2 separate regions of the Mus musculus genome follow, and region 1 is linked to region 2. A link is a contact called in ENCODE Hi-C or POLR2A ChIA-PET data. All regions are on one chromosome and are shown on one strand. Each heading gives the region's core, a stretch centred on a gene start or an enhancer-like site at or near the end of the contact. The rest is flanking DNA. Distances are from core to core; before and after follow the strand shown.

What was found. A loop is a pair of places that touch in the nucleus more often than their neighbours do. ChIA-PET counts read pairs that join two places held with the same protein, here RNA polymerase II (POLR2A).
Region 1: a map of mouse embryonic stem cell shows a loop between it and region 2 (2.4-fold over the local background). The contact joins the enhancer-like site here to the promoter of 0610039H22Rik in region 2. A Hi-C loop is called at or near these places in 1 of 37 maps with a recorded cell type or tissue (mouse embryonic stem cell). POLR2A ChIA-PET finds 5 or more read pairs at or near these places in 4 of 5 experiments (Patski and embryonic stem cell).

Annotation. Positions count from the first base shown.
Region 1 is chr11:88,538,085-88,544,837 of GRCm38, reverse strand. All of the region lies in intron 6 of Msi2 (musashi RNA-binding protein 2), which reads left to right. Among named protein-coding and RNA genes, the nearest start is that of 0610039H22Rik, 78 kb to the left of the region's middle. Within about 2 kb of position 5,363, at least 2 of the 3 ENCODE cell types and tissues checked have a DNase peak (open chromatin) inside an H3K27ac peak, as active enhancers do.
Region 2 is chr11:88,617,490-88,623,434 of GRCm38, reverse strand. It overlaps 0610039H22Rik (RIKEN cDNA 0610039H22 gene), which reads right to left and starts at 4,184. Exons shown (of 3, transcript NR_131025.1): 1 at 3,665-4,184; 2 at 2,171-2,263; 3 at 9-125. The region is part of intron 5 of Msi2 (musashi RNA-binding protein 2); the gene reads left to right.

The DNA of each region.
Region 1 (6,753 bases), core at 4,114-6,613, 80 kb after region 2:
ACTCTTTGGGACTCTTCATACAGGGGTTTGTTGTGTATCTATCTATCCATGTTCTTTTATGTATTTGTGGAGGATATAATGGAATATCGGTTTAGTTTTGCAGACTGCCACAAAAACCCTCTCCCACCTTACTCTGTCCTTTCCCTGACACAAGAGGAAATGGTGTGTGTGTGTGTGTGTGTGTGTGTGATGCATCTGCAGTTGTCTGATTTTCTCTCGGGGTCCAGGGAGCATCCTCTCTGGTTGATAAGAGTGAGTCGGTGGGGATGAGTGGCTGTCCAAGGCAGTCCACAAAGCTGAAGCACTGGGGACCCAATTCCTGTGTCCTTTACCTGTAGTGACTTTGAGACCTATGTCCAAATGCATACCGTGTAGGGGAGCTACAACACAGGCATGAGAGCAATGGGCTTCCACCCGAGAGCTATGGAACAGAGCTGCCTGAGCCGCCTTGGCTGAGGGAGCACTGTCTGGTCCATGGGCTTCTCCCTCAGGTGTGTCACTTCTCTGTAAGGCCAGGGTCTTGGCTTTTAAGGTGTCTCCTGCTATCCAGGTGATGATTATAACATAAGGATTTGGGATCGAACTGCATCCCTATAATTTACTGTGTGGGGAGCAGTCAGCAGTACATGGAGCAAAGCGAGCTTGATGCTAGCTTCAGAGCAGCAGCCAGAGCGGGCTGAGCGCCTGCCTGGGAAGAGGATGTCGCCTGTGCTGGGGACCCTTCCACATGCCATCCTCCCCGCACACCTGGAGCAGCAATTGTTTCTATTCGTCTCCTGTTACAAGGAGTAAATGGAGATCCAAAGGAGTCAAGTGACTTGGTCAGGGTCACATGGCTAAGGGTTGATAGAGTCACGCTCCCAACCTTGTCTGACCCCAGGATTCTTGCTTTCCTCTGCCTCATCAGAAACTGCCACAAGCTGGATAAATCCTGGTACTGGCTCAGTGTTCTGTTGGCTGGCTGGTGACTAGGCAGACACCCAGAATGCCATCTCATTTATAGAGTGTACCCTGGTGAAATTAATGGTCCCCCTCCCAACTATGGGCTGAGTGGAGAGTGTGCTCCCAGAGGAGTTCTGATTGGATCGTGAGCATTTTTCTTAGACTTGTTAACAGATTCCGGGGAGCCTTGGGTATGCTGATGGGATAGCATGTCTTTGGTAGTCCCACAAACAACCCCAGACTGTGGATCACCAGACCTCTTCTTCCTGTGTCTCCATGATGGTGCCAGCGTGCAGAGGCTTCAGACCTGCCATGGATATGTTTCCAGCCTACCTCAACTCCCTGGCCAGACGCTGGTGCCATGGTGTCTTCTGACCTGTTTGGCTTGGGTCTGTGTGTGGTTCTGGAACTTGGTCATGAAGTAGTTAATGTATAGTGCAGGGGCCCTTGGGCTGCTCACTTGTCCAAAAGTCAGAAAGATGCTATGCTAATCCAGCCTTCCACCCCTGGATGTAGGTGCTGCTGTGGCCCCATGTGGGGTTACAACCCATCACTGGAACTCCACTTTGATTGTAATCTTGAGGCTGCTCACTAATTGCCTGCCTATGCTGAGTCTCCCCACCTGCCCCTACCTCACACTGCTCCCAGGAGATGCTCTCTGACCCGGCTTTCTCCCTGCCCTTTCTATGGAACCCATGCTAAGATGCCCTTTGCTTTTAAAACACAGCCAGCTGCCCACTGCAGCTGGCATGGGGAACACTTATTCTCTATGCCAGTTTACACAGAAAATAGTCCTGTGGTCACCCCCCTGAATAATGCAGAGGATCCTCTGCCCCCGAGCTCTCCTGTAGGGAGGCGTTTGTTGTTGGAAACCCTTGGCATATATCCCAAGACTTGAAACTAGGGCTCGAAGCCATCATTCCTACATTAGCATCTTTTCCTCTTTTGCTTTTGTAAAAATCAACTTCCTGTACTTCCACTTGTGCTTCTAAGCCCTAGAAAGTATGGGGGGGGGGTGCTGGGGAAGCACAGCTCTCAGCCCTTGTCCATTGCTTGCCTGGTTCTGGGGGGAGACCCTTATACATTAAAGATGACAGCTGTCACAGACAGCATTTTAAAACAAGCCCAGTTCCCCCTGTGTGCCCCCTGAGTGTTTAAGTTTCTGTGTATAGCAAGTCCAAAGCAAACAGACATGTTCTTGAGAGGTGAGGTGATGTGGGACTGAGACAGTGGAGGGTGGAGGGGGATGGAGAGCAGTGGAGGCCACAGTATGGGGCAGCCCACAGCTACAGATGTGAATCGTTGGTCTCCTGTGTATTCTTGAGAAGTAGGGCTGCATCGTGAGCTTAGCTGAGCCTGTCTCTTTCCGTGGTGATCTGCCAGATAACCACGGAGAAACTTGGGGTTTATCCCATCCTTTGCATGCATGCACGCACTCTTGTACCCACATGTTGCCCCCCCACACACACATATACACACAAGTGCACTCACCCGCAACAGTCACACACCACATCCGCAGCTGAGGTGTGACTGATATGAAACATCCCCCAAGAAGGTTTCCTTTGTGTACCTTACACTGCGTGTAAACTAAGGAGTCTCTGGGCATCCGAATCCTAGCTTGGATCACCCATCTCCCACTAGCAATAGTGTCTGACTACTGTGTGCATCTCTACGTTTACAGTCCATGGGGACACAAAGATGATGTGCAGTTTTTGTCATTGGCAAGGAGCTTCTGGTAGACAAAGACGACAGACACGTGGGGATGAGTCCATATTGCTTGAATCCTCAAGACTCTTTAGAGCCTCCCTGCCTCTCTCAGAATGAGTACCACTCTGGCCATCTGGTTTTGGAGAGTTGGTCTTGACTGAGGACTCGCTAAAGGCCATGCTAAGGAGCTCAGTCAGAGCTAAATCCCAGGCCTGCTGTATTAGGTCAGCAAATCTTCCCTGAAAAATGTTGATGCAGCTCCCGGGGCTGCATCATCTCAGAGTTTATTTTAGGCAGATGATTGCCTTCTAGGTCATTTGCAACCATTTAAGTATCCTTGGCAAGAGAACATACTTGAATCAGCCAAGGCTCTTGGAGTTAGGACTGGGGCATCATCTTTTCTTACATAGCCTTATGCCTTGACTGGCATTCATTCCACTGTCCGGATGGAGAGGGGAAAGGAGGATGACAGTGCCCTGTTCTGAAGGCCTTGAGTTGTCATGCATGCCACACTGGCCACTCCTACCATGCTCACCATCTTTCTGGGCAGAATTATGTAGAGAGCCTGTGGAAGCCACACTCCACCGGACCACTGAGACATGGTTTCCAACCACTGCCCCCCTCATCCCCAGCCCTAAGCCCCGCTTCAGCTCTGGGTACCGTATTCTGCAGTTCTCCAGATCCATCCTCTGAGTTGCTCTTGAGTCAGTCAGTGCTGCTCCCCACCTCGGGAGGAGGAGAGCCTTCAGTCTGCCCACAGCTGTTGGGATGTAAGTAATGACACCTGAGATTGTCTCACTGCTGAAATCTACTAAGGGGGGCGTTTCATGGGACTAATGTCTCTTGAAGTGTTCTGTGAGAAGCTTCTAAAAAGTCTTTTACTGCTCTGAGACATCGGCTTCCTTGGCTGTACACAATAGGAGCTAGTCAAGTGTTCTTAGCATCTTTACCACTTCTCAGGTAAAATTTCTCCTAAGAGGTCCTGGGTCCTCCAAACACTGTTTCCCTCTTGAAAAATCGATTACTCGGTAAACATTGGGAGTAAGATGAGTTCTGACTTGATAGGTTGAAGTCAGGTAGATACATCTATGTTGGCTTTATATAAACATATGTCAGACATTATACTGCATGTATTCAAATGCATTTTTATAAAATAGGTCATCTTGAATATATATATGTTTCTATGTATATGTGCACTCATATGTCTACCAGTGGCTAGCAGAGCATCAGTGAAATTATAAGATTTGTGAATAGCAAGAGTCATGTAGTCATTGTGCATTTTTTGGTTGGCTTTTAGAAACTGGTTGATACTGTCTAGACTAGTGGTCCTCAACCTTCCTAATGCCGCGTTGATATAGTTCCTCATGTTGTAATGACTCCCAACCCCCCCCCCATAAGTTTTGTTTTTACTTCACAACTGTAATTTTGTTAAGGTCAAGAATCATAGTGTAAATATTTTTGGAGATAGAGGTTTTCAGAGGAGTTAAGACCCACAGGTTGAGAACCCACTGGTCCAGACAGTAAGGTTGGAATTAGCGTCAGGAGACCTTGGATTCATCATGTCTAAGAATATCTGTGGTCTTTGATTGAGAACCTCTAGATTCAATGAAGACTCCTCTCCAGATGTGATTTTTCTCCTTGCTCCTGCCCCTGAGGCAGCTGCCAAAAGCCCAGTGGCTCCACCCACATCTCTAATAAGGGACCCTGTAAACTCCAGAGAGTAATTGGATTGCTAATTGCTATGGATGCCGTGTTTTGAGCCAGGTTTGGAGTGCAAGATGCTCCCTGTGCAGGCCACAGGAGGATAATTTGAGAATTCTCTAGCCTGTTCCGGTGCATGGATGCTGAGCGCCTAGCAAGGACATTGGGCTGTTTGCTTTGGGTAACTATGGCAGCCCCTTTAAGGGCCACTGGCGGATTTGAGTCCAGTCTCAGTGCTGGTTGTTTGGCTGCGTCACCCAGAAGAATGCCTGCCTCATTGTAAGAGCTAGAGAGAAGTTTCCCAGAGGCCAGCTATGCTATTCAGGCTGTGTGTCTGTGTGTGTGTGTGTGTGTGTGTGTGTGTGTGTGTGTGTGTGTGTGTGTGTGTGTGTGTGTGTGCTTCTTCCTGTTTAATGAGTAGGAAGAAAACTTCTGAGTAGAGCTTGAGTTTGAGGTGGATCTTTGGTACAGAAGTTAAACTGGCATGTTTGGGGACTTTCTCACAAATGTCCTTGTGACATTTAACAAATGACCTTTGTGCTAAAATTGAGGCCCTGTCAGGGTGCTCACTGCAGTGATTTTTGAGAAGGGACCAGAAGGAGTGAGGTATAAGAAGGTGAAGGACACAATGCATGACTGTTGACCAAGGTCAGAGCATTTTAGCAAAAGGGCATGGAGCGGCCTGGAGACAGGATGAGACGTGAGTGAGTTGTCTGGGGCTTTTGAGTCCTTGTTGTCACAATAATTTAGTGTCCTCAGGCCCTGACTCCTGTCTTCAGATTCCTTGAAGCTAACCTAAGCAACCTCGGGGCTTAGAGTGGAGCCCTCACACTTGATTAGACAGTCTTTAAAGTAACTGCAATCATATGTTGATTTATGCACCTGTAGCTCAACACCATAGGACACAGAGAGTCATGAAGAACCAGGATTGGAGGTAACCCAAGGTGGGCGAGAGAAAATATGCAGACAGTGGGGCATCATGCCAAGTACAAGGGGCCAAAGGGGCTTTGAGACCTGAGCAGGAGCTGGAGGGACAAGTCAGAGTCTGTGGCAGGATAGCGAGCTGAAGGTTCCCACGGTGAGGAACAGCACTGGCTGACTTAAGGGCAACTCAGAGGATGGATTCGGAGAACTGCAGAATACGGTACCCAGAGCTGAAGCGAGGCTTAGGGCTGGGGGTGAGGGGGCCAGTAGATGGAAACCATGTCTCAGTGGTCCGGTGGAGTGTGGCTACCATAGGCTCTCTAAGTAGCATGTAAACTCTGTTGCCAAAAGTTAAGATTGGCCGAGAAAGTAGCATGCTCTCAGGCGGATGATACAGCCAGGCTGTGTCAGGAATGTGCTTGGGTGACAGCCGATGGGGTAAGGCGGCATGCTGTCTCAACACTGAGATCCTCGCTTCTTCTGGCATGCTCTCTGGGAAAGCAGGTTGGATTGTCCTGCGGACCGAAGCAAAGGCTGAGTTATCCCCTCCCCTCAGTGTTCCATTCCTCTGAAATGGGATTGGTGATCCCTCCCCCGCCCCCTTTGGATGTGTGAGCATATATGCATGCCCAGAGGATGGATAACCGCTCCCTGCCCTTGACCCCTGCTCAGAGTGACTGGGCAGATGTCACTCAGTCTTCTCTTGCCTGTGCACATGGACAGCCTTCTGTCTGTTCCCTGGGGGTGTCTGGTCACTCCCAGGCAGATGTTGGGTAGTAATTAGTTAGCCCTAACTCTACAGGTTCAACGACTTGTTGGCTAAAATTTTAATAACTACAGAAAAGCGGAGTGCTGATTTATTAAAAATTAATCCTCAGGGGGTGGGTGGGGGGGTGGGGGAGCTTCAGCAGAGGGACCTGGAGGGGAAGAAGGCAGGTGGTGGGAAGGAAGCGCTGTGTAAGGCCATTGTTTCTGCCCTGCCTGCCTTCATTAGTTCATTAGGAACACAGGCCCAGACTGTGCCTTCCACTCAGCCAGGGAGATGGCAGCCCCTTACAGGTCTCCTTTGAGGCCCCCCCCCCCACCTCAGGTTTGTTATGGGTGCTGTAGAAAGTCCCACTGATTTGTGACTTCAGCTGCAGAAATCCTGTGTGTCCCAGCCCTGGGGCCAGTGATGAGAGGTAGCCCTGCAGACTGGGGACCCAGGGTGACCCTGTTCCAGGCCTCCTTCCTGGCTGTTGACAGGCCCTGCTGCCTGTCACTGCTGTTCTTGGGTTTGTAGACACGTCACTCAGATCTTTGCTTGCTTGGTTTCTTTCCATGGCTGCCTCCCTGGGCACTTATCTGCGTCCTCAGTCCACCTTTCTTGTTAGGACCCCAGACCCATTAGATCCAGGTCCTTCCCTCTTCCACACTGACCTCATTTTAACATAGCTAACTAAAACCTTCGACAACTCTGTTTCCAAATAGGGCCACGTA
Region 2 (5,945 bases), core at 2,935-5,434:
GGTGCAATCAGAGTTAAGTGCAGAAATTTAATTAAACAGCATCAAGGACAGCAGAAACTTCGTGAAGCCGCAGTGCGTTGTCAGATTCAACAGTTATTCCAAGGAGCACAATCCACAGATGGTGTCTAATTGATAAATTAAAAGTTAGGCTTCTCTAATGGCTTTGCATTTAAGCCCAGTTTCCCACCCGTGCGCTGACCGCCACTTCTGTGAAGCCCCCTTCCCCTCTCTATCCTCCAGGCCACAAGGGGGAAAAAAAAACCCAAATAACTGAAACCATGAAGTTCCCCTCGTCAGCCCCTAAAAAGCCAGCATCTGCTGGGTCCTTGGATTTGAGTGCCACACCCCCCTCCGTCCTTCAAGCCCGGAGCCCCCACTTGGGGTGGTCTTGTGCTAACAACCGAACAGTGGGGACACTTGGGTCCTGTATGTGCTTTGTGTTCTGTCAACCTGGATCTGTTGCTCAGATCTGCCTAGGCCATTTATCTTCCACAGCTCCTCCTCTGTCCCTCCATTGTCGTCCCCACCTCCCAACACCCCCACCCAATCCCCCACCCGTTCTTTTTTTAGCATTGTTGGCTTTCATCCGTCAGAGCACTAGATTTTTTTTTTTTTTTTTTTTTTTTGGTACAAAACAAAAGCCTCAGTTTATTAAAACAAAAACAGTTTACAAAAATCCAGCCCAGAGCCCGTCTGTTTTTCAGGCCTTGTAGCACTTCCTGTCTGTCAGCAGTTGATATCCAGAGAACTGACTTTTCATTTTAACAGAAAACATTTGCTGTTTGCAAGGATCCGGTTATATTCAGAGATACCAATCCTCTATTGAGACTCAAGGGCACATACACAAACACACCCTTGAAGGTCAGCAGATGGGGAAACTGAGGCATGCGGTTCTGGGGAGTTCCCTCGGGGCATAGTCTGTGAACTGTGGGTATTCATTCATCTTAGCTAGTGTCCGTGGACACTTACTGTGCTCTTGGGATGCTCAGGGGACCTTGGAAAGGGGGAGGGGAAGTCACATGGAGCACCGGGACTATGGGGACAGATATCACAGATGCCACAGGTAGGTACCCGGGTGGTACCTCCTGGCACAGGTACTCTGGGACACTGGTTCACAACCTTCCTACCGCTGCAACTTTTTAATACAGTTCCCAGTGTTGTGGTGACACCACCCCCACATAAATTATTTTTGTTGCTACATCATAACTGTAAATTTGCTACTGTTATGAATTTTGTTTTCCAGTGGTCTTAGGTGAAAGAATTACTTTATCTCCAAAGCCGTGATCATGACCCATGGGTTGAAAACTGCTGTTCTAGAGGGAGAGTGGGGTGGTCTCAAAGCCAGACCCAGTCGCATCTGTGAGTGCAACAGGAAGGCATACCTCAGCATGAATGTGGAGGAGCCTCTCTAGGACAGCAGCACCTGTTGGCAGGCTCAAAGTCTAGGAGAGTCAAGGGCAGGGCAGGGGGAGAAAGCTGCAATGTCATCCTAGCAGATTGCATTCTTTTGAGCACTTCTTGCTCCTCTGGTGTTGGGAGCTTCTTATCCTCTCTTGTTTCTTTGCTTTATTCCTGTATATGTATCCGAATCCTTTTTCTTCCCTGATGTTGAAGATAAAACCCAGGGTTCTGCACACGCAAGACTAGGCCTCTGCTACTGAACTGTGGCCCAGCCATGTCACAGCCCCCTGTGTACTGTGTGCCTGGCGCGTTGAAGCGTCTCAGATGCTGACTGAGTGAAGAGACTCTCCCTGTGATGGATACTATCTATCCTGACTGACCTTAGAGTCAGGCCTGTGGTTCTGATGGCTTCCAGTTTTATTCTGGAGTCTCTCTGACTCCTCTCCGTTCCTCACTGTCCTATGAAGGGATCACGTATGTGCAGCAGCCGTTAGGATGCTATAAAGCATGCTGTTGGGGGTTGTAAATAACAATCCCGATCTCTGTTTAGACTCAGTTGCTGTTTCTGTCTTTTAGAGGAGAGGAGAAATAAAACTTAGCTCACTCTACCTCTCCATGTAATAGTTAATAGCATAGGACCTGTTAGGTGTTGTACCTCCATTGGTGCTTATATGTGTGTTGGGTACACGCGTGTTTGTCCGTGTGTGGAAGCCCGAGGGTGTGTTTGCTTAGACACTCTTCACCTTTTTATTGAGGCAGGGTCACTTACTGGTTTGGAACTAGCCAGAGTGTCTGAGCTCCAGGGATCCACCCACCTCTGCCTTCCAATTCTGGGATTACAGTCATGAGCCATCACTCCTAACTTAAAAAAAAAAAAAGCAAATAAATAAAATAAAAAGCTAAATGACAACAATTAAAAAAAACCCCACAGGTTTTGAGGATAGAATTCTTGTGCTTGTAAGACAAGTACTTTACCAACTAAGTTCTTCTCCCTGCCCTAATTAACAATAATAATAACAACAATAATTATTGTTTTGAGATAAGGTCTCTCTATATTTATTCCAGGCTGGCTTTGAACTTGTGACCCTCCTGCCTTAGCCTCTGGAAGGATGAGATTAAGGGAGTATGTTAGTGTATCCTGGTAGGGCCAAGTTTAAAACAGAAGGTTTTCTTTGTACCATGGAACCTTGGCTTGGTCTTTGCTCCATATCATGCTGTCTCAGAGCAAGAATACGGAGGTGATGGGGAGCAAGGATTAGATCATATCTATTTGTTTACTTGCTGCCAAAGAGGAACTGTGAGGATGCTGTGGCAGAACCTGGCCTAATTGCCTGTTGTTTCTTTTTTGCCATGGTGTGGGTGGCTTTTGAAATTCCCTGTAGTTTATGGAGGCGAGCCTGTGCCTTGCGGATGCCAGATGATGTAGCCGAATGGCTGTCGGCTGTTTATTTGCTAGTCTGTCGTTCTCAACACAGCATTCTTGAGTTCGGGAGGCCCTACACTGTTTGATGTCCCCTCCTCCTCCACCTCTAAATATAACCAGCCAGTCAATCAGTCTTGGCAGCCGTCGGGGCTAGGGCTGTCAGACGGAGTTTGCCTTGGATCCTCTGAACTATTGGCTTGTTTTCCCAGCTTGCAAGTGTATTCAAATAGTGAGATTGGAATTAGCCTTGCAAACATGCCGGCAGGTGGGGCCTCCAGGTTGAGAAGGAGGCAGCGTTTGTGGTGTCAAATGACATTTCTCTCTCCTCCACTCTCTGAAGTGGAGCAGGGGCTGAGTTGAGCGAGGGAGTGGTGGCTTTCACGCTTAGTGAGCAAGATGCGTGGGTGTGTTTTCCTGAATTGTGATTAAATTTTTTTTTCTTTTAAATTTTAAGTTGTTGCAAGAGAGAAAATGAGAAACCGGCAGGTGGTGGGGATTACTCGAAGGCTGTGTTGGATGGAGGAGGAGTACAGATGTAGTTTGGGGAGGGGTGTTTTCCCAGGGTATTTCAAGTGGACTCTGAGGCTCCCATCCTGGCCAGGGTTCTAGGTCTTCAGAAAGGACACAGCTTCCTGAACGGGAACAGCCCTTCCTGCTGCTGCCCTGAGGCTATTCCTGTAGGCTAGGAACAGTGTGGCTCCCAGTCCCCCCCCCCCCCCCCGAGGCTTGTTAAAGGGACCTGTGGGTAGCTGCCCGAAGATGCTAAATCCCAACCTGAAAGGCACCAGGGAGAAGCCTTGCACACACATTGCCATCCCTCTCACGCCCAGTTGCTTTTACCTGGAGCTTCATTGAAGGATGCAGTTGCGGTTGTCTGTGGCATGGCCTGGGCACATGGGTCCCTGCACTTCCGCCAACTGTGTGGTACCCTGTAGGCCTGGGCAGCTCTGTGATTGGTGCCAGCAGCAGATGCAATCATCCAATGATGGGCATCCACACTGGGTTCTGTAGGGTTCCGGGTCTTTAGCTGAGTTTAGAGAGGAAGAAGTTAAAGCAGCTCACCCAGGTCCTAGGGGCTCCTGCAGCCCAGAGTTGTCCTATACATGAATCTTCCAGAGGAGTTGCTTTGTGGTCCAGGACCCCTGGTTATCCATGACACCCTTGCATGGGATCTGTAAAGATAATTTTTTTTTCCATAAGAATTCTAAGATCGGTCTTTCATGGATATACAGTGGAATTTTCCAAAGGAAATCTCTACCAAGGATTTCCATCTTGGGCTGCCTCCTGGTCATTTGGTGACATAGTGCTGAATGCTGAGAAAACTTGTCCTAGGTAGGACCTGCTTCGATCCCCTGGTGGACTGTTGGTGTTGGTGCTGGTGTCTTGGGTTAATTTTTTGTGATCGTCGAGGGAGGACACCCCAGAACGTCAACGGGCATCAGTCACCAGCCTTGTTGTTAACTGTGCTTCCTCCTCTGTCACGGGGAGGAGTGTGGGTTCTGAGCAGCTGTGTGCTACAGAGCACTGTAACCCTGAGAGAGGTGGTGACCTCTCTGATCCCCTGCAACCCCTACAAATAGAGCAGGCAAGAAACTGCTGAACAGACAGACATGTGGGCCTCTGCCAGAGAGAGGGGCCCTCCCATTACTGAGTAATTTGTTTTGGGTTAGTCCCCCGAGAGATGGGGGGGGGGCAGGGGCGTGTAGCACCTTCTCAGTTGCTTCTGGCTTTGCAAAGGGACATGATGCAATGCTCACACAAGATGTCAATTAGCTCTGAACTGGGAAGGAAGGGATGAGAGGGCCCAGCCTGTGCCTGGGTAGGGTGCCATTCTGTGAGTTCCTTCATTTCATGTGCTCCTGCGAGCAGAATCTGATACCAAGGATAACAGATGAACAAAAGGGGGGGTACCTTCATTTGTGTCAGGCTGGGCAGGCTTCCTTTCTGGTCTCAATACTGTATCTACAGTGTCCCTAGAGAATGATGGGACTGTGATCTGGAGGGGTTCAGAGGAGAAAGGAGCCAGGGTAACCCTCACCCTCCCTTAACAAGAATAGAAGACAGTAAAGGGCCCCAGAAATAAATAATTGTTAACCAGACTGATTAATCAATAGACTAATTAAAAATCAAACACCTAAGAACACCACGGTCTGGGTTAATTATAAACCAACATTGAGGCGTTAAAACTTGTCCAGCCCATGGCTTTGAATTATTAACTGAATGAGTTAATTTCAAGCCGTCAGCTTAGGTAGCTGTGAGATCCAGGGTTAGAAGGAGGGGAGTTAGTGTGCCCTTTCCTTCGAGGGCCCGCTTTGGCGCCACGATCTTTATCAGTGTTGCTGTTTGCATTTTAAATCAAAATATCCTAAATGTTAGGCAGAGCCTCACACGCTTCAGTAAACTGTGCCGAAGGAGCAGAGCGAGCCAGCAAGAGTTGGCCTACGCTTTTCTTTCCTGTTGAAAGAACGACCGGTCTTAGTATCCCAGCATTCCAGTGGGAGAAAGGGCTCTGATGAATGCTTTCGGTTTGCAGTGATGACCACCCCCCCCCCCCCGCCCCCAATCCTGGCCCCAGCTCTGGCCCTGGCCCCGGCCCCTGTCTTGGTTGCTCTTTAGTGTGTTGGTTGCTCTTTAGTGTATTTTTTTTTCCTCTTTCTGAGATCAAGGTCTAGGCGTGGGTTCTCAGAAGTCTCCCCTGACCACCTGCTCTGATTTGAGACCCCTATAACACTGGGTGATGGTTGAGTACCCTCTCCATGCTTATGAGGGGTTTTAACACAGGTTTTTGTTTTAAAGATTTATTTATGTATATGAGTACACTGTAGCTGTCTTTAGACACATCAGAAGAGGACATCGGATCCCATTAAAGATGGTTGTGAGCTACCATGTGGTTGCTGGGAGTTGAACTTGGGACCTCTGGCAGAGCTCTTGATCACTGAGCTGTCTGGGCCTCAGTGATGTCTCACAATGGAGACACAGGCAGCCAGGCTGTTGATGAAAACAGTATTTCACAGAGGCTTTTGTACAGCGCTTGCTATTTTCTAGAGGTCTTGCAGAACAGCCCTGTTCGAGTGCGCCACAACGGAGCTGCTCTCACACGATGCACGCGGGTAGGCTCGGT